4 separate regions of the Mus musculus genome follow, and regions 2, 3 and 4 are each linked to region 1. Evidence: chromatin loops called from intact Hi-C (ENCODE). Cell type or tissue: left cerebral cortex. All regions are shown on one strand.

The links. A loop is a pair of places that touch in the nucleus more often than their neighbours do. Peaks named below come from ENCODE experiments on the same cell type or tissue, not always from the same donor. Only the 100,000 strongest peaks of a DNase experiment are listed, where the experiment ranks them.
Region 2: it touches region 1 in a loop (2.1-fold over the local background); 8 of 42 quality-filtered maps call a loop at or near these places.
Region 3: a loop joins it to region 1, with 1.9 times the contacts of the local background. A loop is called at or near these places in 5 of 42 quality-filtered maps.
Region 4: it touches region 1 in a loop (4-fold over the local background); 15 of 42 quality-filtered maps call a loop at or near these places.

The regions. Positions count from the first base shown.
Region 1 is chr8:25,517,522-25,522,521 of GRCm38, reverse strand. It overlaps Fgfr1 (fibroblast growth factor receptor 1), which reads right to left and starts at 3,763. Exons shown (of 18, transcript NM_010206.3): 1 at 3,093-3,763. Gm31288 (a long non-coding RNA gene) reads left to right here. Exons shown (of 3, transcript XR_003947368.1): 3 at 1-2,834. RefSeq lists promoters at 3,624-3,838, 3,624-4,598. In left cerebral cortex, no CTCF peak of the experiment used is centred here; DNase peaks (open chromatin) are centred at 3,080 and 3,779; H3K4me3 peaks cover 2,980 bases; H3K27ac peaks cover 975 bases.
Region 2 is chr8:25,572,437-25,577,436 of GRCm38, reverse strand. It overlaps Fgfr1 (fibroblast growth factor receptor 1), which reads right to left. Exons shown (of 18, transcript NM_010206.3): 14 at 4,977-5,000; 15 at 4,648-4,718; 16 at 4,177-4,314; 17 at 3,786-3,891; 18 at 1,719-3,692. The coding sequence ends at 3,516. Among named protein-coding and RNA genes, the nearest start is that of Gm16159, 19 kb to the right of the region's middle. In left cerebral cortex, CTCF peaks have their summits at 1,232 (motif pointing left) and 2,136 (motif pointing right); DNase peaks (open chromatin) are centred at 1,191 and 2,144.
Region 3 is chr8:25,358,591-25,363,590 of GRCm38, reverse strand. The region is part of intron 3 of Gm39146 (a long non-coding RNA gene); the gene reads left to right. Among named protein-coding and RNA genes, the nearest start is that of Gm39146, 29 kb to the left of the region's middle. In left cerebral cortex, CTCF peaks have their summits at 1,367 and 1,970 (motif pointing left); DNase peaks (open chromatin) are centred at 719 and 4,797.
Region 4 is chr8:25,272,377-25,277,376 of GRCm38, reverse strand. It overlaps Gm39145 (a long non-coding RNA gene), which reads right to left. Exons shown (of 3, transcript XR_001778746.1): 2 at 2,794-2,936. Among named protein-coding and RNA genes, the nearest start is that of Gm39145, 3.8 kb to the right of the region's middle. In left cerebral cortex, CTCF peaks have their summits at 48 (motif pointing left) and 2,159 (motif pointing left); DNase peaks (open chromatin) are centred at 62, 1,026 and 2,160; H3K4me3 peaks cover 544 bases; H3K27ac peaks cover 377 bases.

The DNA of each region.
Region 1 (5,000 bases):
CACTTCCTGCAACCTATTCTCTGATCTCCACTGGAGCACTGGGGTGCCCACATAAATAGATGAGTAGATAAATGTGATTTTAATAAGGAAAAAAAAAATGAACGTGAAATAAAAAAAACATTCAGAGACACTAGTTGCTAAGGCCCAAGTTTCTTTCTTTCTTTCTTTCTTTCTTTCTTTCTTTCTTTCTTTTTTCTGGAACAAGCTTTTAAGAGCCGTGCATGGGGTAAGTATCACAAATAAGCAAAGAGAGGATGGCTATCAGTGCACTCCGTGGATTGTCTTGGTCTCCAAGGTTGGTGTCTTGCCTACGCAATGCTCCATTCAATTCCCTCATCTGGAGTCCACTCTGAAGTCAGCTAGCTGGGGTTTAGGGTGGCAATATGTATTCTAATAGGTGAGAAGATGGTGATAAGTGTGCCGCTCCTCTGTTTCTTCAGCCCCTCGGCTTCACTTGCTATTCAAAGGACACTGACTTAACCTTCCACCATTGCTTCACGGCCTGGGGCCAAGGAAAACAACCCTCTCAAGACTATATACCATGGGGCCAAAGGAAGCAGTTCCTCCAACCTCCCATTGTGAATGAAAATACCCCTGAAACTCATATTGGAAATACACACGGCTCTCAATCCACTGCTCCTCACTGAAAAGCTGACGTTCAGCTATGACTAAGGGTAAACGCAACATATTTTAAGTAGCTTGTCACTGATGAAGTGTGTAACTGTTCCGGCTGGAACCGAGCCCCAGACAGCAACTCAGGGTCCCCAAACACCCAGCACTCTGGGGTCATCTGGGTCCCCAGAGTGTGTCCCAACTGGGGAAATATGTAAACAAGCCATTAGGGAGGGAGGCAAGCCATCAGCACAGTTGACGGGTATTAGTCGAGCTGAGCCGTTGGCCTTAGGTCACTGAAAGGAAGAGACACCACCCCAGCGTGGGGGTAATTGGCTAGACCTTGGCAGGTCCCAGGGGCCAGCTACTTAGCTTTAAAAGAAGCCCCAGAGAGGAGGAAACCCAGAGCCTGGCCAAGGGAGGAAGACTGGCCACTTTTTGCTCAACCATCTCAGGGCAATGGTTCTACAATTTAGATACTATTCCAAAAAAAGCAATGGTCCGGAGGTGCAAAGACCAGAGCACATCTGGGAAGGAAACAGTCACCTTAATTACCATGTCTAGGGAAAGTGCGATTTCATTACAGCCTCCAAAACTACCGCCCTAAGAAGGAAACCAGAGAAGTGTTTTCAATTTAAAAGACTGGAGAGGGTGAGAGGCACCGGCAAACTATACCCACCCAGCCGCTAACTTTGGATGGACCCTTAGGATGTTTTGTTGCCCCCCCCCCTTCCAAAAGAATGGACATTCCATCCCTGGCCCTGTAGTTATTGTTTAAACGGCAAAAACACTCCATTTTAAGCTTCTGAGGGCTGCAACCCAGGAAACTCACTGAAAACACAAGGTCCCTCTGGCAGTTACAGCACCAGGTATCGCACTCTACTCCCCAAATGGAGGACGGAACACCCCCCCCCAAGATGGACTTGGACGCGTGGCGATAGGTGGGCCCGCGGTGTCCACATGAGACAGATGCTCCAACTATAATTAAAGGGAGAGGCGATACTTGGTTCCAGGACACGTCAGGGCCAAGTTTGGCCCAGACCCACCGACCAAGGCCACCTCTAGTAAGCAAGCGGCTCCCAAGAGGGTCCAGAGATTCTTAAACACCGCCCCCCCCCCGCACTCCCCCCCCCCCCATCGTCGGCCACCAGCAAGAGAGTGAAGGAATCCAAAATCACTTTGGGATCTATAACTTGCTTTTCTCTTCCAATCCCAAAGCCTCTGCTCCACGTCTCAAGAAATGTTAAGGGGTGGTGGTGGCGGTGGTGCTAAAGAATCTCAGTTTTAATTTAGGAGGGGGAGGGGAGGAAGAGGGATGTTTAATAATGTGGCTGCGGTGTACCCGTGTAGGGTGAAACGGAACCAGATGCGGCAGCTACATCTGGGAAATGGGGGGTGGGGTGGGGGAGAAAAACGCCGTCGAAATGCTTTGCAAATGAGTTAATAGCTTCTACTAGGCCCAGAGAAAGAGAACTCCCTCCTGCACTCCCAAGGTGTCCAGCTGCCTCACTGGGTGGGTAACTGTTTATTACAAACCCCATCTATATATTTAAAAAGTCAGTAAATTCCTCTAAAAATATGAGTACTAGGTTGTCTTACCCCGCCGGAGACACTACAAGAGGAGGCACAGGAGGTGTGGAGAGGGGGTCTGGGCCAGAGAAGCAACAAGCGGGCAGAAGAGGGCTCCTCCGCACCGGACAAGTTCTCCTCATTTCCTCCACTTCCCAGAACGATCCAGACCCCGAGACCCCCCACCCCCCGCTTCTCCAGACCCCTTCAAGAGTCCTCTAGGTCTAAGATAAAATAGAACATTACCACCACCACCACCATCACCCCTCAAAAGGGGGGGGAATCTTTGCTCGCTCTCCGCTAAAGCCGATTCAGCCATTTGGTGACGACACCTCCTTCAAACCTATTCCAAGACAAGCTAGCCTTCCCCGCCACTTCCTTTCCTCTTCAACCCCCCAACCTGGACCCCAGACTTGCCCGGAGGTAGGAAAACACTTGAAAAGATCCCAGATGTAGGGTGTTGAGCTTAAAGCCACCGGCTGAAACGGGGTGAATCCGCAAGAGGACCAAAAGATAGATGATGTACACACACACACACACACACACACACCCTCCATCTCCCGGCCCATTCCCGCCCTCCTCCCCAGTAGGGAACACACAGCTTCCGCCGCCTTCTCCTGGGCCAAGAGGGTCGGGGTCTGGACTCGGAGCGCAGCAGCCTCCTCGCTAGCTCCGGAGCGCGAGTTGGCGGAAAAGTTAGGCAGCGGGCAGCAGCAGCGGGCCCAGCGCGCGGGGAGGGGGCGCGGGCAGCGACACTGGCCGAGGGAGGAGGGACAGGGGCGCCGGGGAGGGAGCGGAGTCGGGGGTGGGGTGGGGGATTGGAGGAGGGAGGCGCGGGCTGCGACTGGCGAAGCGCGGGGGCCGCTCGGGACGCCCAGCCAGCCGGCTCTGCGGGCGCCGGCGACTCTTACCTCACTTGGCGCTGCGGTCCCGCCTCTGGAGAGCTCGCCGTGGCGCGGCGGGTGTCTGTGTCTTGCGCTCCCGCCGCTCGTCTCCGGGCTCCGTTCAGATCCTGATGGGGTCTCGAGGGCTCCGCGGCCGAGGCACGACTCCCGGCGGCACTCCGAGCCGGGCGCCTCCAGCCCGGGCGGGAACAATGGAGCCGAAGCTGGTGCCCCGGAGGCGGGGCGGGGGGGAGGGCTCGGGTCCGCCGCCCGGGGTCCCCAGATCGTGCGCCCCCCGCTCTCCAGTACGCAGCGGCGGCGGTGGCGGCGTCTCAGGCTTCTGGCAGCCCGAGTTCCATCACCCCTCCTGGGGCTCCGGCGTGCATTGACTGCAGCACGGCTGTGGTGCGCCCCTGGGACCTGAGAAAAGTCCTCGGTCTCCGCTGCTTTTCCAGCTGCGGCGCGCGCTCGCGGCCGGGAAAGGCGAGGTCGCCGCAATGCGCTAAGCACAGTCTCAGTCCAGTCCGGACGTCTCGGCCCCGCTTCCCTGCGCAGCCCGGGTCCTCTGCACGCAGCGGCTGCACCAGGGTTCCGGCTCCCGTTCCGCGCCGCCCGCAGCGGAGAGCCCCGCCAAAGTACCCGCAGGAGCGCTCCGAGCGCTGTGCGCCGGCGAGGCGCGAGGGCTCGCTCTCTCACTCCCACCCGGCGCTAGTCCCACCTCCTCCTCCTCCCCTTGCAGTTGCCTGCTGGGCCTTGTAGTTCTCAAGCTGCAGCCCCGGAGAAGCCTGGAGCGAGCAGAACTGCTCTACAGTCTGGTCTAACTTGAGTTTTCGCCTGGAGGGCGCCCGAATTTCAGACTGTGTGTAGATCAGCGATTTGGGGACAGGAGTGGAGGGTGGGGAGGGGCGGGTGCCTGGCTATAATTTTGAGGTTGCACTGGGCAACTTGGTCTTTGGTTATCTCTGTGCCTTGGGGTATGATTTTCGTGCTCTAAATCTCGGTTTTCCCGTCTCTAAAAGGAATAAATAGGACCCTCACATAGCTTACAATATACGAACTGTTTTTATTGATGGATCGGTTGACTTTCCCCCTCAGACCCTTTCCTTGGATCTCAACTTTCCCCAGCCACATAATTTAGGTTTTGTGGTTCACGCTGGAATGGACCCTGCAAATTCTACAGTGCTGTTCATGGTAGCCTTAGAAATCACCAGCTTTCAGGAAGCAACCGAAGAGAGGAGGGGTTTTTGTTTTTTTTTTTTTTCGGATGGGGGGGGATGTTTGTTTACTTGCTTGCTTGTTTTGTTTTGTTTGCCTTAGGAATTAATCAGAGTCAAACCAGAGCCTCCACAGTATACTATGAACCTCAAAGAAAATCGCTGAAATGCCCTTCCCACCAGGTCCCTCCACAGAGATGTTAATCTGTGGCTCTTTAATCCAATGAGTCCAGTGGACGTGAATCATATTGAGATTGTTAAAAAATAAAAATTTTTGATCCTGCTTGGACATGAGAAATCCCGATGTTTTGATGAAGCATGCTAACAATTCTGAGACAGCCAGTGGGGCCTTCGCCTCGTTGCAGGAGCTCACTTTCCAGCAGTCTAAAATGATGATGTACATATGCAATCCTAGCCCTGGAGGGTCAGAGACTTAAGATCACCGTTGGCCACATAGGGACTGAGACGACAGCCTGTGCTTACAGACCCTGTCTCAAACAAATCAAACACAGGGGTTGGCGATGCAGCTTTGACAAAGGCAAAGACAGTGCTTTGATTCCAGCACACTCTAGACCTGACTAGGTGGTTGGTACCTGTTGGTTTGCTGCATAGCAGTGGGGTGGGGGCTCTGCAAATTTTCCTGGTGACTGTGATGTGATGTCTACTTGGGGACCACTGGAAGGGTGGAATATGTCACACTAGGTGTGAATTCCACCACTCA
Region 2 (5,000 bases), 55 kb before region 1:
CATACACCACTCTGGGAAGCTGCCATTGCTCTAATCTAAGGTATCTCACAATACAACTTCCGTCTGGAAGTGGTGGGTTTTTAAACTTAGTGCATACTATAGATGTGTAATATGGGAAAGGGATTAGCTACTTAACTGGCTTAATCCTCTCATCTCCCTGATGCACGTGGATTCCTTCTGGCCTTCTCAATGAGCAAATGGAAGTAGTTAAGTCATGGAGTCTGGCCATTGAGGACTCCACCTGTGCCCCGACCCACCCCACTCCCATCCCCCATTTTACTTTTTTGGAGACAGGGTATCACCATGCAATCTTGGTTGACCTAGAACTCAATATATAGACCAGGCTGGCCTTGAATTTAAGAGATCCACTGGCTTCTGCCCCCTGAGTTCAGGATTAAAGACCATCACCTTTTGTTTTCAAAATTTGGGTTACTAGGCCATAACCCCAGGCTGACACACATACTTTCCTTTAGAGAGCCAGTTTCAGCACACCACTGGAACCTCCGACAGCACGGCAATTGAATGCATTGCTTCTGTGCACCAGGACATGCACGTACCCAGCAGGCAGTAAAGATTCTGAATGCTGCTGTGTGTCAAACAAGAGGGAACCAGTTCCAGAGTCCTTCATAACTTCAGTGTGTTCTGGTTCGTTTAATTTCCTTTTAGACAAGAGTCTCACTGTGCATCTTCAGCAGGCCCTGAACTCACGATGTAGACCAAGTTGTCCCTGAACTCAAGATCTACCGGTCTCTGCCTTCTGAGTCTGGGATTACAGGCATTCACTACCAGGACCAGCCAACTTCAGGGTTCTTGCTGGTCTACTCCCTTCTTGGTTTCTACATGCCATGTTGCTTCAAAGCCCTCCATTCTCCCTCCCAGCTATTTCCTGCATATGTGGTGGAACCAAGCTCTACCAGCTGCTAACAGCTGCTAACAAGCTCATTGGGTACAGTTTTAAGCTCTAACATGCGCCTGTAGCGACATTAGACACAGCACACATTCTACACAGAATTGTAATAGTTGTTGCTGCTACTTAATAGTATGGCCCTGCACTTGTGCCATGTCCAATTCTGTACAAGACATATTGGTCATGTCCAGAGTCTGACAATGCTATATCCAGGCCAAAAGTTCCCGCTTGCAGGTAGGTCTGTTACTTCAGAGGACAGTGGCTCTGACAGTATAACCTAACACTGTCTGTGTGTAGGAGGATATTTTAGCTTGCTGGCTCCACCCAGTGGCAGTTGATAAACAGAGTTCATTACCATTAAGGCCGATTTCTTACTTCATCTATGTTCAATCTTACTTACCTGAAATCGATACATTACATTAACAGAGCCAGGGGACTGATGGCCTTTAGCCTATGGCAATTAGAAAAGATGGGGAAGCAGTATTGATTGATGCCTGGGCCATATTTTAACCCCCAGGAAACCAGACAGATGCTGTGCTCTGACAGTAACATCTTCATTCTGTAAGCTGGGTTCCCCCTCCCACGAGACCTAATCTGGTCCTCTAAGTGAAATAGCCATTTCATTTCCCTTCATGTCAATGTCACTACTTTCTATTTGATAGCCACCCCTGTCCCAGGGGCCGTCTGCGGGCAATCTGAATAGTAACAGAGGGGACTTCAGTTCCTTCCAGTTCCTAGCTCCTCTCCTTGAGTCACACTAAGCCCTTTCTGTGTTCTCCTTCCATCCACACAGCAGTGAGTCAAGTAGACCTGAGGCAGAAATAATGTTCAGTTTTAACAAGAGAAAGAAAAAAAAAAAAAACCACTATGATACACGGTCTCCAAGAAAATGAGTTTGTGCTAAATTCATTCCCTAGCCCTCTTTGCCAAATGATGTCTTCTTTCAGCATAAAAACCATTCATAATATTTTGACAGTTACATGTGTACAGAGAGAAACAACGATAAGAACTCTTATGACAATGACCCAAACCACAGCTGCCAAAACTGCATTTAAAGAAGCAGCCCTAACCCCTACAGATGAAATCATACTGAACAGGTTTGTATTCAGCAGACCCAGAAAAAAAAGACCAACCAACCAACCAAACAAACAAACAAAAAACAAAAACAAACCCTCTAAGGCTTGAGTGGTGTGGGTTTGAATAAGAGACCAAGGTACCAAAGCAACCAGCAGGTGGCAGAATTGAGTTGCCAAGTTGACCCCAACCAAAGAGATCGTTTTCTGTTTCCTGAGGGATGGGTGGAGTTTGTGAAGGAAAAACTATAGGAAGCCAAGCTCAGGGACAGACCCAACTGGGTAACAGAGACCAACAGGGAAGGGGAGGATATTTACAGGAGAGGAATATGAGGAGTAGGTTGGGGAAGATAGACAAGACATCTGAATGTACAGGGTCTAGGGTTTGGGTTTCTGTCCAGTTCTACCCTCTGGCTAACCTCATCCTCTCACTCTCTCCTCCGAGGAAACAATCAAGTGTGCGAGCTTGGCTCTCTGCCCTCAGGACCTCAGTCTTCTCCTGCTGTTCCCAATGCATCGGGAGATAGAAGGCTTGGCTGGGAGGTCTGGGGCACAATCCAGGAGACAGAGGTCATGGGGGGCAGGGGGAAGACCAGCTCATGGCCCTTTACCCCCTGTCTCCCTCCTCTGCGCTGGACACCTGCTCTCTTTTCACACGCCCAGGATAAAAATGAAGCAGCAGCAATTTTTTATTGAGGGAAACCTAAACTGAAAATAGGTTTAAAACATAATTTAAAAAAATAAAACAGCAAAAGTAGCAAAAAAATATATGACCTTTTAAAAAACATTTTCCTTTTTTTTTTCTTTCTGTTCGTTTGTTTTTAATATATAGCAACGGATGCTACCCTGGGCGTCTCCCCCATGGGTAAATCTCTAGTAACGACCCTTTTTAAAAAGACATGTAAATATATACTCAAGATTTATACACTTTGTGTTTTTCTTCATAGCTATGTACAGAGCCCCAAGTCTAGGGCTCAGCCCAAGGGCACATCACGGCTCCCAGTCTCTGCCTCCCTGTCTTCTGGTACCAGGCAGGTATTTGGTCAGCAAAGCAAATTAGTATTGGAATTAAGAAGCTACTGGTACCATCCATCTGGAGCAGAGGTTGCCTTCGGTTAAGGCCTAAACAGAAACCTCACGGCTTCCAGGAGCCCCAAGGCCCCTGCCGCCAGAACAGAAGGGGCTGATGGGTCAACAGGAATGCCCCGGATGCTCCACTTGCTTCCGCTCTGCACACCTCCAAGCAGTGCCAGGCAGCGGGGCGGGTCTTGGTCCAACACCTGGGAAGGAGGATGCGGCCGTCGGCAAGCACCTGCCTCTTGGCTCCTCTCTCACACAGCAGGCTAAGAAGAGGGAGAAGAGGGGTCTTGGGGGTGATGGAGGGGGAAGGCCACAACACAGGAAGGCCTCAGTCAGGCACTGGCTCTTGCCAGCGGCAAAGGAGGAGGAGAAAGGCAGTGTGTCCAACAAGGGGATTGTGGGTGAGGGGCACGGGTGACGACGGAATGGGAGAAAACTGGGGACAGGGTTGGTAGTCAGCGCCGTTTGAGTCCACTGTTGGCAAGCTGGGTGGGGTGTCGAGGCAGACAGGGCTCCTCAGGTAACGGCTCATGAGAGAAGACAGAGTCCTCCCCTGAGGAGCAGGTGGAGCTCCGTGTGTCGGGAAAGCTGGGTGAGTACTGGTCCAGCGGTATGGACAGGTCCAGATACTCCTGTGACAGAAAGGGATCGGTGGGTGGCACCCAAACCTTCCCAGGAGCCTATGTGACAGAGGCCCAAGTTCCAACCCCGGGGGACAGCCCTACCTGGTTGGAGGTCAAGGCCACAATGCGGTCCAGGTCTTCCACCAACTGCTTGAACGTAGGTCTCTGAGAGGGCACTGCATGCCAGCAGTCCCGCATCATCATGTACCTGAAGCAGGATGGTGAGGTTAGAGAGAGAGGAAGGACCAGGGCAGAGCTGGACCAGAGGGCTTGGGGAGGGATGGACAGGGAGGCCACTTCTCCCAAAGAGACCTTTCAACCCCTGCCCACCATGCTCCTGCTTCCTTCAGAGCCAGGCTTGAGACCTCAGGAACCTCGAATAAGCCACCATCACCTGAGGAAGCTGTCCCAACATCCAACCCAGCTTGCCAGTGGTGGATCCAAACAGTGCCGACTACTAACCCCCCATCCTTCCCCTCTAGCCTATGCTTACAGCTCATTGGTACAGTTACTGGGCTTGTCCATTCGATGACCCTCCTTCAGCAGCTTGAAAAGTTCCTCCACAGGCACACCGGGGTATGGGGAGCCACCCAGAGTGAAGATCTCCCACAAGAGCACTCCAAAAGACCACCTACAGGGGAACACGGTTCCACGGTGGCTTAGCACAGAGTCAGGCTGCCCTAGGAGTTCCTTCCCAAGTCCTCAAGAAGTTAAGAGTAGTAGGTGTGCATCTTGAACCTTTCTCACCTCTTCAGGGACCTTAAGTTCAGGGGGGCAGAGCACAGGAGACAAGAGGGCAGCAAGAGACTATACTATGCAAGGAAGCCGGAAGCACACTGTTCATGGGACAAGACAATGCTACCCCTGCCCCAGTGATGGAATAAGATTCCCACCAGTTTAGCATGCAGGGCCCTTAGAATTCTTTCTCCTGCATATCCCAGGCAACTGTGTATTTCAAACTCACACATCGCTCTGGTGTGTGTAGATCCGGTCAAACAACGCCTCAGGGGCCATCCACTTCACAGGCAGCCGGCCCTGCAAGCAGCAGCAGATGTGTATAGGCGGGATGACACAGAGGACTCACGGGGTGAACGGAAGATGACGGCGCAGGCAGTGAGTTGACAAGGAGGTGGGAGCCAGGGCATGGGACACGAGTCCACAGCCCATCCTACAAGCCCTTTTATGTTAGACCACTCAACCCCACACGAATACAGCAAAGACATCGAAGCAGGATCGAAGTGGGCACGAGTCTAGTGGTGTGGAGCCCCACGCCGCGCCAAGCAAGAAACTTACGTTGGTGGTTTTCTTGTAGTAGTC
Region 3 (5,000 bases), 160 kb after region 1:
TGCTTGATATTGTTGCAAACCCCTTCAGCTCCTTCAGTCCTTTCTCTAACTCCTCTATTGGGGACCCCACCCTCAGTCCAATAGCTGTGAGCATCCACTTCTGTATTTGTCAGGCTCTGGCAGGGCCTCTCAGGAGACAGCCATATCAGGCTCCTTTCAGCAAGCATTGCCAGCATTGCTGTCACCTGAGTTTTTGATCTTAGCCATTCTGACTGGTGTGAGGTGGAATCTCAGGGTTGTTTTGATTTGCATTTCCCTGATGACTAAGGATGTTGATCATTTCTTTAGGTGCTTCTCAGCCATTTGACATTCCTCATTTGTAAATCATTTGTTTAGCTCTGTACTCCATTTTTCAATAAGGTTATTTGATTCTCTGGAGTCTAACTTCTTGAGTTCTTTGTATATATTGGATATTAGCCCTCTACTGGATGTAGGATTGGTAAAGATCTTTCCCCAATCTGTTGGTTGCCATTTTGTCCTACTGACAGTGTGCTTTGCCTTACAGAAGCTTTGCAATTTTATGAGGTCCCATGGTGGTTCAGTGGTAGGATTCTCTCCTGCCCACATCTTCTGCTATGACTCCATTTCTCTCTCCCCTCTCCAACCCCGGAGAGCGATATTAGTATTTTTTTAATCCTTTCACGTCTGCTGGCTTATGGTTCCTCCTGTCTGAAGGCTGCCAGAGAGAGGAAACCGACTGACACTTCCTCCTCCTTCCCTCCACCCTCTTCGTCATCACCACAGGCACTGAGATTTTACTGTGTGCTACACACGTGCTAAATGCACCCTGTCACTTGATGAGATCGAAGTCTGATTTTTACAAAGGAGCTGCAGGCTTCGAGTCACTGAGATAGAAAGGAAGACTGTGAGGCTGTGGCTCCTTCCTTCCAGTTCCTACTTGTGATGCTGATAGCTGCTGCTAACGGCTTGATAAGGAGCCGTGCTCAACAGTCAGATGTAGAGGAATAAAAGCTTCCCAGAATGAACAGTTCTACCCAGGAATCTATCTCCTCCTGTAACCCGAACTCCCTCCTCCTCCTTGTCTTTGTTTCTGAGGCAAGTTTTCATGAAGCTAGGCTGGCCTCGAACTCACTTTGTAGTCAAGACTCATCTTGAACTCTTAGTTCTCCTGCCTCTACTTCCTCAGTGCTGGGATTACTGTCATGCTCCACCCTGAGGCACTAAAGCCAAGAGTGGTGTAAACATGCCCTCAGGGTCTGGCAGTGAGCAAGCTGCAGGCAGCACAAACCCAGCAAGAAGTAGAGACTGTTTCTGGGGCTGAACCCCCCACTGTGAAGAACTAATGCTCTTTGCAGAAGTGAGCGAAAAGGAGTAAGAGGGAAGAGATAGGAAGACAGAGGGCAGTAAAGAGATCGAAGAAAGCAAGCCTGGGAGAAAGAGCTAGCAAGCAAGCGGCAAGAAGAATGAAAGGGTAAGGACTTAGTTGTCGTAACAACTAAGAAAACTGAGGACAAGAATTAGGGAAGGATGAAGGGACAAAGTAGCCGCTCTGTCTTGAAAGTGTCCCTCAAGATTTCATGTGCTGGTGCGGGCGTGGCAGGGAAGCCTGGCGAGACGGTACATACTGTCAAGTCTGAGCATCTGAGTTGCATTCGGGGACCTGACAGGGCTGAAGAAGAAGACAGTCCTGCAAACCTCTGACCACAGCGTATACACGGTGGCACAAGTTCTGCTCGCTTCTCCCTGCCCACCGCCCCCCCTCCACCCAACAAAATGATACATATGAAAGAAAGAAAGAAAGAAAGAAAGAAAGAAAGAAAGAAAGAAAGGAAGGAAGGAAGGAAGGAAGGAAGGAAGGAAGGAAGGAAGGAAGGAAGGAAGGAAGGAAGAGGAAGGAAGAGAGGAAGAAAGAAATGAGGCTGGAGAGATAACTTCATAGTCAAGAGTTTGGTTCCCAGCAACTAGATCGGGCTGCTCACTGAGGCGCCCTCTTCTGGCCTCTGTCTGCAACTGCACTCACGTGCACATTTCCCCTCCCATCTTGTAGCTAGGGCATGCAAAAGAAAATACAATCATTTAAAAAAAATAATTAAAAATAGGGGCTCAGTGGGTAAAGATGCTCATCGTCAAGCCTGACGACCTGAGTTCAATCTCCAAACCTCCTGTGGTAGATGGTAAGAACCAGCCAGAAAGTTGTCCTCTGACCTCCCCCCCCCCCCGGGGGGTGGGGGCATACACTCACTCTCCCATCTACATGATAAATAAATATTAACATTTTAAATAAAAACTTAATTTCCAAAGTCTATCTTGATGATATTTGGAGGCAGAACCATTGAAAGGCAGTCAGGAATAGATGAAATCAGAAGTAGGCCATTGTAATGGCATTAATTATTAGGAAGGGAGATGGCACCCAGGTGTTTACTCGTTTCACTCTGCGATTTACATCTTCATGTTCCGGTGAGCCAATGGTACATTTTGGATTTCCCAAATTCTGTAAGTAGTTGCTAAATAAACCATTTAAAAAGAAATATAACAAGCTGCATGGGGTGGTGGTGGTGGTGTACACCTTTAATCCCAGCACTCAGGAGGCAGAGGCAGTGGGATCTCTGTGAGTTCAAGGCCAGCCTGGTCTACAGAACTAGTTCCAAGACAGCCAAGGCTATACAGAGAAACTCTATCTTGAAAATAAATCAATAAACGAACCTAATGTGTAGCACTCAGTAACAGCAACAGAAAGTGAACTTGGACAATGGCAGGAGAGGCTTGTGGATATCTGTCTCACTGGAGCAGCACTTGCCTGTCTGTGTGAGACCCTGGGTTCTACTTCTAGCATCATAAAACAAGTACAAGTCAACGGGGAAGAACGTAGACACTTCTTGAGCCATTTGGAGGTGTGCCATGGGTATGTGCGCAGGTATGTGTGTGTGGGCAGTTCCGTTGTGATCAGTGAAAGGCTTCGGTTATGTGGCTGCTATCCTCTAGAGCGAGGAAGGATGAAGACTTTCCCTAGGAAGCAGAAAGGGGCTCTCTCCATCTTGTGAGCCCCGACCCCTCTTCTGCATAGGTTGGCAAGTTATGGGGAGCCAGAGCCTGGGCCTCTGAGAATGGTGGTCCAGTTCCTAGTTGGAAGCTAGATTGCATAAACTTTTCTCTGCTCCCAAAGTTCTGCCTTCATCCTGCTTATGCAGTCTGTTTTCCCGGTAGCCATAACAACTGTACACCAGAGTGGTCACCTTGGATGGTTGTGAAAAGAAGCCATTGTGCAGAGTGTACAGATGTAGGTCATTATTTTTTTTTTGCCTCCTCTACTAAGCCCTGTTTCTTTCAAGAAAAGTGCTTTGCCATTTTCTTCAGTGGTAGAAGCACTGTTAGTGGCCCATGTTCCTATAGGTAGCTCCCTCACCCCATTGCTCCTGGAACCAACCCTTATTAAACTCATCGGTTGACAAAATAAAGACCTAAAGTAGAGAGAGATCTAGTTGGGAAGAGGAAGAGACTGATAGGAGTAAGACGAGGGTGAGGGGACAATGGGAGTGCCAATGTCACAATGAAATCTGTGATGATGGATGGCTAGCAGATACTAATAAAAACCTTTTTAAAAAGTGTCTGGCTTTCCAGATCCTCTCTCTTGAGCAGCTTGAGCTGGGGAACGGGCCATGTACTGGCTGGTTTTGTGTCGACTTCACACAAGCTACAGTACATCAGAGAGGAAGGAGCCTCAGTTGAGGAAATGCCTCTGTGAGATCCAGCTGTAAGGCATTTTCTCAATTACTGATCCAAAGGGGAGGGCCCTGTCCATGGTGGGTGGTGTCATCCCAGGGCTGGTGGTTCTGCGTTCTATAAAAAAGCAGGCTGAGCAAGCCGAGGGGAGCAGGCCAGTAAGCAGCATCCCTCCATGGCCTCTGCATCAGCTCCGGCCTCTAGGTTCCTGCCCTGTTGGAGTTCCTGTCCTGACTTCCTTTGGTGATGCACGGCAATGCTGAATCAACCTCTCCTCTCCAACTTGCTTTTTGGTCATGGCGTTTTGTTGCAGCACTAGAAACTAGGACAGAGCACCATGACATTGACCTGGAGGTACACGGAGACCAGAACAGAGTTTACAGTGCTAGAAGGAGCTGGGCTGGATCGGGGTCTGTAGCTTGCTCTAGAACAGTGGTTCTCAACCTTCCCAAAACTGTGATCTTTTAATATAGTTCTTCATTTGTAGTGAACCCCAGCTATAAGATTATATTGGTGCTACTTCACAACTATAATTTTGCTACTGTTGTGACTTGTAAGGTGAATATCTGATATGCAAAATATCTGATATGCAACTGCAAGAGGGCCACAACCCAGAGTGGGTCACAGCCCAAAGGGTTGAAAAACACTGCTCTAGAATGTGCACATCTTCAAGGCCTTGGAGGTCTAGAAGAAGAGTCCTGTGCACTCTAGGGGCAGAACTAGCCAGCGTACTCCAGGCCCAGGCGAAAGAGTTGGCTTTTGGTTCAGCCCAGTGATCTAGAAATACCTGGGACTTCCTGGACAGGAAGATGGCGGGGTTCTAAGCTCCTCATTACAACTTGTGGACATGGCTTCTCCGAGTTAAACACATCATGACCTTGGACCCAGAGCTTGAGGCCGTGGCAGGCATGTGAGAGTCCTTAGGCAGAGAGCCATTGCTTTCTGGTGAAGGATTTGATTTCAGGCCATGGCTATAAAAGCAAGTTTGGCAGATATTAATGATCTAAAATAATTGGCCATCCATGCCAACGGCTCATTAGCTCAAGCCGGATGCTTCTGTGCAGACGGACGGCCTAGCACCCTGGGCAAGGAGTGCCCACGTCCCGCTGCCAGATGGGAAGGGGGTGCCTGCAGACTGGCTTGCCTAGCAGTTGGCTGCTTGTCCAGCCTCAGAAACAAGGAAGCAGTCATTCATGGAGGACCACAGGCACCTAGGCAGCATAGAAATGCTTCCAGTTTTCACACTCTCAGCTTCCAGCTACCCAGCACAAAGTAGGAATAGAGAGCCGAGGAGCCCTGGCTGGAAGCCCCGAGTCTTC
Region 4 (5,000 bases), 250 kb after region 1:
CCAGGTGTCTAGTCAACATCTGACTCTTTGCTCTGACTGCTAGAGCGCCACCTGTTGGAAAGCCTTGCTCCTGCAGCATCTCTAGCGGAGGGGGTCAGGCCAGAGCTGAGCTGATACATTGTAGCTTCCTAAAGAGCTGAGCTGATACCTTGTAGCTTCCCACCCGCAGACACCAGAGTCCTCTCCCACCTGTCCAGGAAAAAGCTGCCACTGTGTCCGGTTGAGAGCTTTCCCTGGGAACATCACCCAGCCGTTTCTATGCATAGGCTTGTTATGGCAGTCTAACCAGGAACAGAATCAAGTGGACCAGAGGAATCGACCTGGGAGAGGAAGCCACTTCGAATCATAATGGTCTATGTGTTGCATTCCCAGGTGTGCTTAGAACCTGTCCTAAAAATGTCTTTTTGTCCTTCCGACTTGAGAACTATTGCACTATCCTCCTGCATCCTTTGTTGTTGAAAGCTCCTGCCCAATCTGAGTTTCCTTGTGAAGAGAGACTCCACTAGACCTCTTTCTTGGGCGCACGCTGTTTCTCTATCTTCTCCCTAAGAATTCAAAAATCATTGTACCATTCCACCTGTTTCTTTATTTCCTCCCTCCCTCCTTACATTTTTGTAACTGAGGATGGAACCCAGGACCACAGCATGCTAAACCATGCTCTATCATGGTGTTGCACCCCCCCAGTCTCCTGCCTCCTTAGTTGTCTATGATGCTGACTTAGGTAAGACTCCATCCTAGGCAGGATGGACCGGGAGAAACCACACTGAGTCAACACTGGCTGATGACTGAGGATATAAAGTTTCTCAGAAGCTGGTGTGGCGACGTAGTAGGAGTCTCAGTACCCATACTACAAATCAGCCCTGAAAACAGCAGAAGCAGCCAAGTGCCAGGGCTGGAATGCTAGGCAACTGAGCTCTCTGCTCCCAGTGAGGCCTCTCAGGCCACTCTAGGACAATGCAAAAGATTGTCATGCGTTCTTTGCAACTTGGCTGAGATGGTTTTCACGCAGGCCTGTGGGCCATATTGTTCTTCCTCTCTTGGCAGATCTTTGGCACCCACTCTCCTCTCTGGCTGCCGGCAGGCCTCCCTGTAGCTGTGCTTTGGCCTGATTAATGGAGTCCAGCTTTCCCCCCAAGGTGCCTGGGCAGTGGGGGTTAAGTCATGCTAGAAGCCCTAATTGCCTGGTCACTTTTATTTTGGGAGGGGTGTGTGTGTGTGTAGACTTCCTGTTTACGGCGCTTTCCTACACAAAGCAAGGCAGACACATGATGTTTTAAGAGTTTCTTCATTCAAGGAGAGCCAAGAAACAAAACCGGAGTCTGCTAAGAAAACAATAGAGGCCGTGGCTACAGAGCATTCTGGCTCTGGGAAACGACTGGGTCCCCTTTGCGGGGGTGGCTGCCACCACTCTGCTGTACGTGATGACTGCCAGTTATTAAGCCTGTCTGGCTGAGGGGGAAGCCAATGAAGAAAACAACAATAAAAGGGAGATAAATGGCTCCTGAGAAATAGGAACTATGCAGGCTGGGGGGGGTGGAGTGGGGGGTGGAGCCCCTGCACTGGTTTAGAGTTTATAGCCAGGAGGATAAACACCACATAATTCTCAAACGATCACCATTTGGAGATGATAAAACAAATAAGAGAAAAAAAAATTCCCTGGAAGAAAAGTTTACAGGACAGAAATCGTGATATCCTGTGTAGAACATTCACGAATTCTGTCTTGGGTCTGGGGTATGCTCAGAAATAGCCTTCCAGCTTGGTTTCCGAGTTTTTGAGGGCCACAAGAGTCTCCCTTACATCACTGGACGACGGATCTCCACCCATCCTAGCGTTGAAGGAGAGGCGGGGTGAGCCCTGGCACGTCCTTGTCGGGGTGCAGGGCGAGGCTGCTGTGCTCCTCCGAAAAGGATCCCCTCCTCATCTAAGTCCAAAACGCCGACCGCGCAGAGGCTGAAAAGGTCTCAACTTCCTGAAAGATGCTAAAGCAAAGAGTCCTCAACTGTCCAGAAACACGGAACTTATGGGATCTACGGAACTGGTATCCCAATCTTGATGTGGCTGGAATGTCCCCGGTGCTTTTGAAACCCTGTGCTTGGGCCAGAGGTCACTCCCGTCCTCTGAATCCATTTGCCAACAGCTTAGACGCAGGCAGCCGGCGCCCTCTTGAGGAAGAAATGCGTGCCTGTCCAGCGGGCTGGAATGCTAAGGCGGTCGCTAGGTCCTGTGGGCCTCCTCTGCACCCCAGCACGCCTAAGGGGAAAACCCAGGCTTTTCTTGGAAGAGTCTGTTTTCAGTTCCAGCTGGTCTACTGGCTCCCAGTGACTAATGAGGCACCTCTGCATCAGTGGTCCTCGGGACCTCTCGAGGGAGTAGGCAGTGAGCAAGCACAAAGGCCTGGGTCATTTGCAGCCCTGAAATGTTATGGTCACGAGTGTCTGATCATTGCCAAAAGGCTCCTAACACCCTGTGAATATGGCAGAAAGTGTGGCGGGTAAAGAAAGGTAGGAGCGAGCGGTGCATAATACACACTGGCACGTCTACAGTAGCTCCTGCCTGTGGTCCTGACACCTCGTGCTGGGAGCCAGAAGGGTCTCTAGTTTGAGATCCTGCTTCAAAACAAACCCTAATGAGATACAGGGTGGGCTGACTGTTTTAAACCACACAGAAAGCCACAGGATACAGACAATTGGGGGTGGGGAGGTGGGCATCATTCTCAGGTGTTCTGAGTAGGCTCGGAAGGTCTGGCAGCAAAGAAGTCCTTGGCGAGAGGAGAGGCTGACCTTACTGAGTTACCTTTGGCCAAGGCCATAGAGGCCACACCCTGGGCCGTGGGATTCGGAGGCTCACAGGCATCGGTGTTTACTCATCTTGTTCAGACTCCAGGCAGATGCTTCTCTACCACCTCATCCGCATGCGTCACTGTTGTGGGTTGTGGTCTGCCAAAGTTGAGACAAACACAGGGTCACATGGCTGACGCGCTTGGGTAAGAGGACAAACAGATTAATGCACCCAGGGCTCCTTCTCAGATAACATCTATGCAGTGGGCTGAACAAAGGGTGATGTCCTGGAGTTCTGGCCATCCTCCCTGTTCACGCTCCGCAGATGCCCAGGGGTTAAAGGAGTATCTGCAGCCACGTACACAGAATGAGGAACGTTTTGAAACAATTTGTAACCGGTCGAATACTTGAAACACGTCAATCCTTTATCTTCTCGGCCATCTGGAACTGGGTAATGGTGGTCTATGCAGACGTTTGGTCCAGGCACTGGGGAGGCAGAGGCAAGATGTCTGAGCTTGAGGCTAGCCTGGTCTACAAAGTAGGTTCCAGTACTACACAGAGAAACTCTGTCTCGAAAAACTAAAACCAAAACTAAAGCCAAACCAAAACCAACCAAACAACCAAACAGCCCCCCAAGAGCCAGATGGTTACAGAACACTAAAGCTGAGGACATTAAGGGATGTAGCTTAAATTAGTATATATGTAGCATAAATGAGGCCCAGGTTCAATTCTTAGGAAAAACAAACAAGCAAACAACAAAAACACAAAAGAACTGTTTTATAGGGCTGGAGAGATGGCTCAGAGGTTAAGAGCACTCACTGACTGCTGCTCTTCCAAAGTCCAGAGTTCAATTCCCAGCAACCACATGGTGGCTCACAACCATCTGTAATGTAATCCAATGCACTCGTCTGGTGTGTCTGAAGACAGCTACAGTATACTCATATAAATAAAATAAATAAATCCCCTTTTTTAAAAAAGGAACTGTTTTATATAATTTAGTTGAATCCTCAAGTTTTAAAATATAATTTAGTTGAATTTTCAAATTGTTTTTTCAAATAATCATTATAAAAATTCACACCACACATTGAATATGAATTTATGTAATTATAAATAATTTTGAAAGGGATTCGGATTGGTTTGTAGAGTGCTGAGAGGGCCTGGCTTTGCTGATGCACCACTTGAATCTGGAGGCAGCCCATGAAGAGTCTAAATGTTGGTCTGGAGAGGACTGGCTGCTCCTGCAGAGGACCTGGGTCCAGCACCCAGCACCCAGCACCCAGCACCCAGCACCCATATGGTGGCCAACTCTCTATAACTCCAGATCTAAAAGCTTTGATGTCCTCTTCTAGCCCCTGTGGTCATCAGGTGCACATGTTGTACACAGGATTACATGTAGACAAAACACATATATCTATAAAATTAAAATAAATAAAGATTTTTTAATCACAAAAAATAAATAATATTGAACACTTGAATAAAGTAACTTCTTTTGAAAACATACATAAAAACCATTTTAACTTCTAATTTACAGTTGTTATATTTTAAGTAATAATATGCTTAAGTTCTGTACACGTTGAGACAATAGCATTTAAAACCCTTCCTTATAGCTCACCTTAATAGAACGTAAATTACTTGATGGTGACCATAGTCGTGATTTTTCTTAATTGAAAGTATCTCTGTACAATAAATGTATACTTTGTTATAAATAATGCATGTCTCTGTTTAAGTTCCTATTCAAGTTTCACTAACAAAAACCCAGAACACTCAGACATGCACAGTAATAATTGGATTCAGTTGTTCTATTTTGCTCACATGTGTTGAGCACAGGCTTTTCAGTTTTGTCATTAGGAAGAATTTGTCATGGTTAGGAACAGAGGACATATTTTATGTAACAGTTTTTTAGTGTCTTTTTGTTGTTTGCTTGAGTTCCTGGAGACGTGCGTGGTATATATGACCAATCTGTACCATTGGTTAAGGTCCCCAAAGACCTGAGAGGAAAAACAAGGATTTCCTTCTTGAAGACAAAGAAGCATCAAGGAACTGGGCGTATTGTGGCAGGCAAGGCTAGAGGGCGTAGGCAAGTCTAGCTGCCATGGGATGTTTGAAGGATCCCACACTAACACTGGGAAGCCATTGGGGTTTAAACTACAGAAGGTGGGTTGTTCTGCTTGCTGTATGACTGAAAGCAGGAACAGAAATTGGGCCCACTGGAGGCCTCTTGCT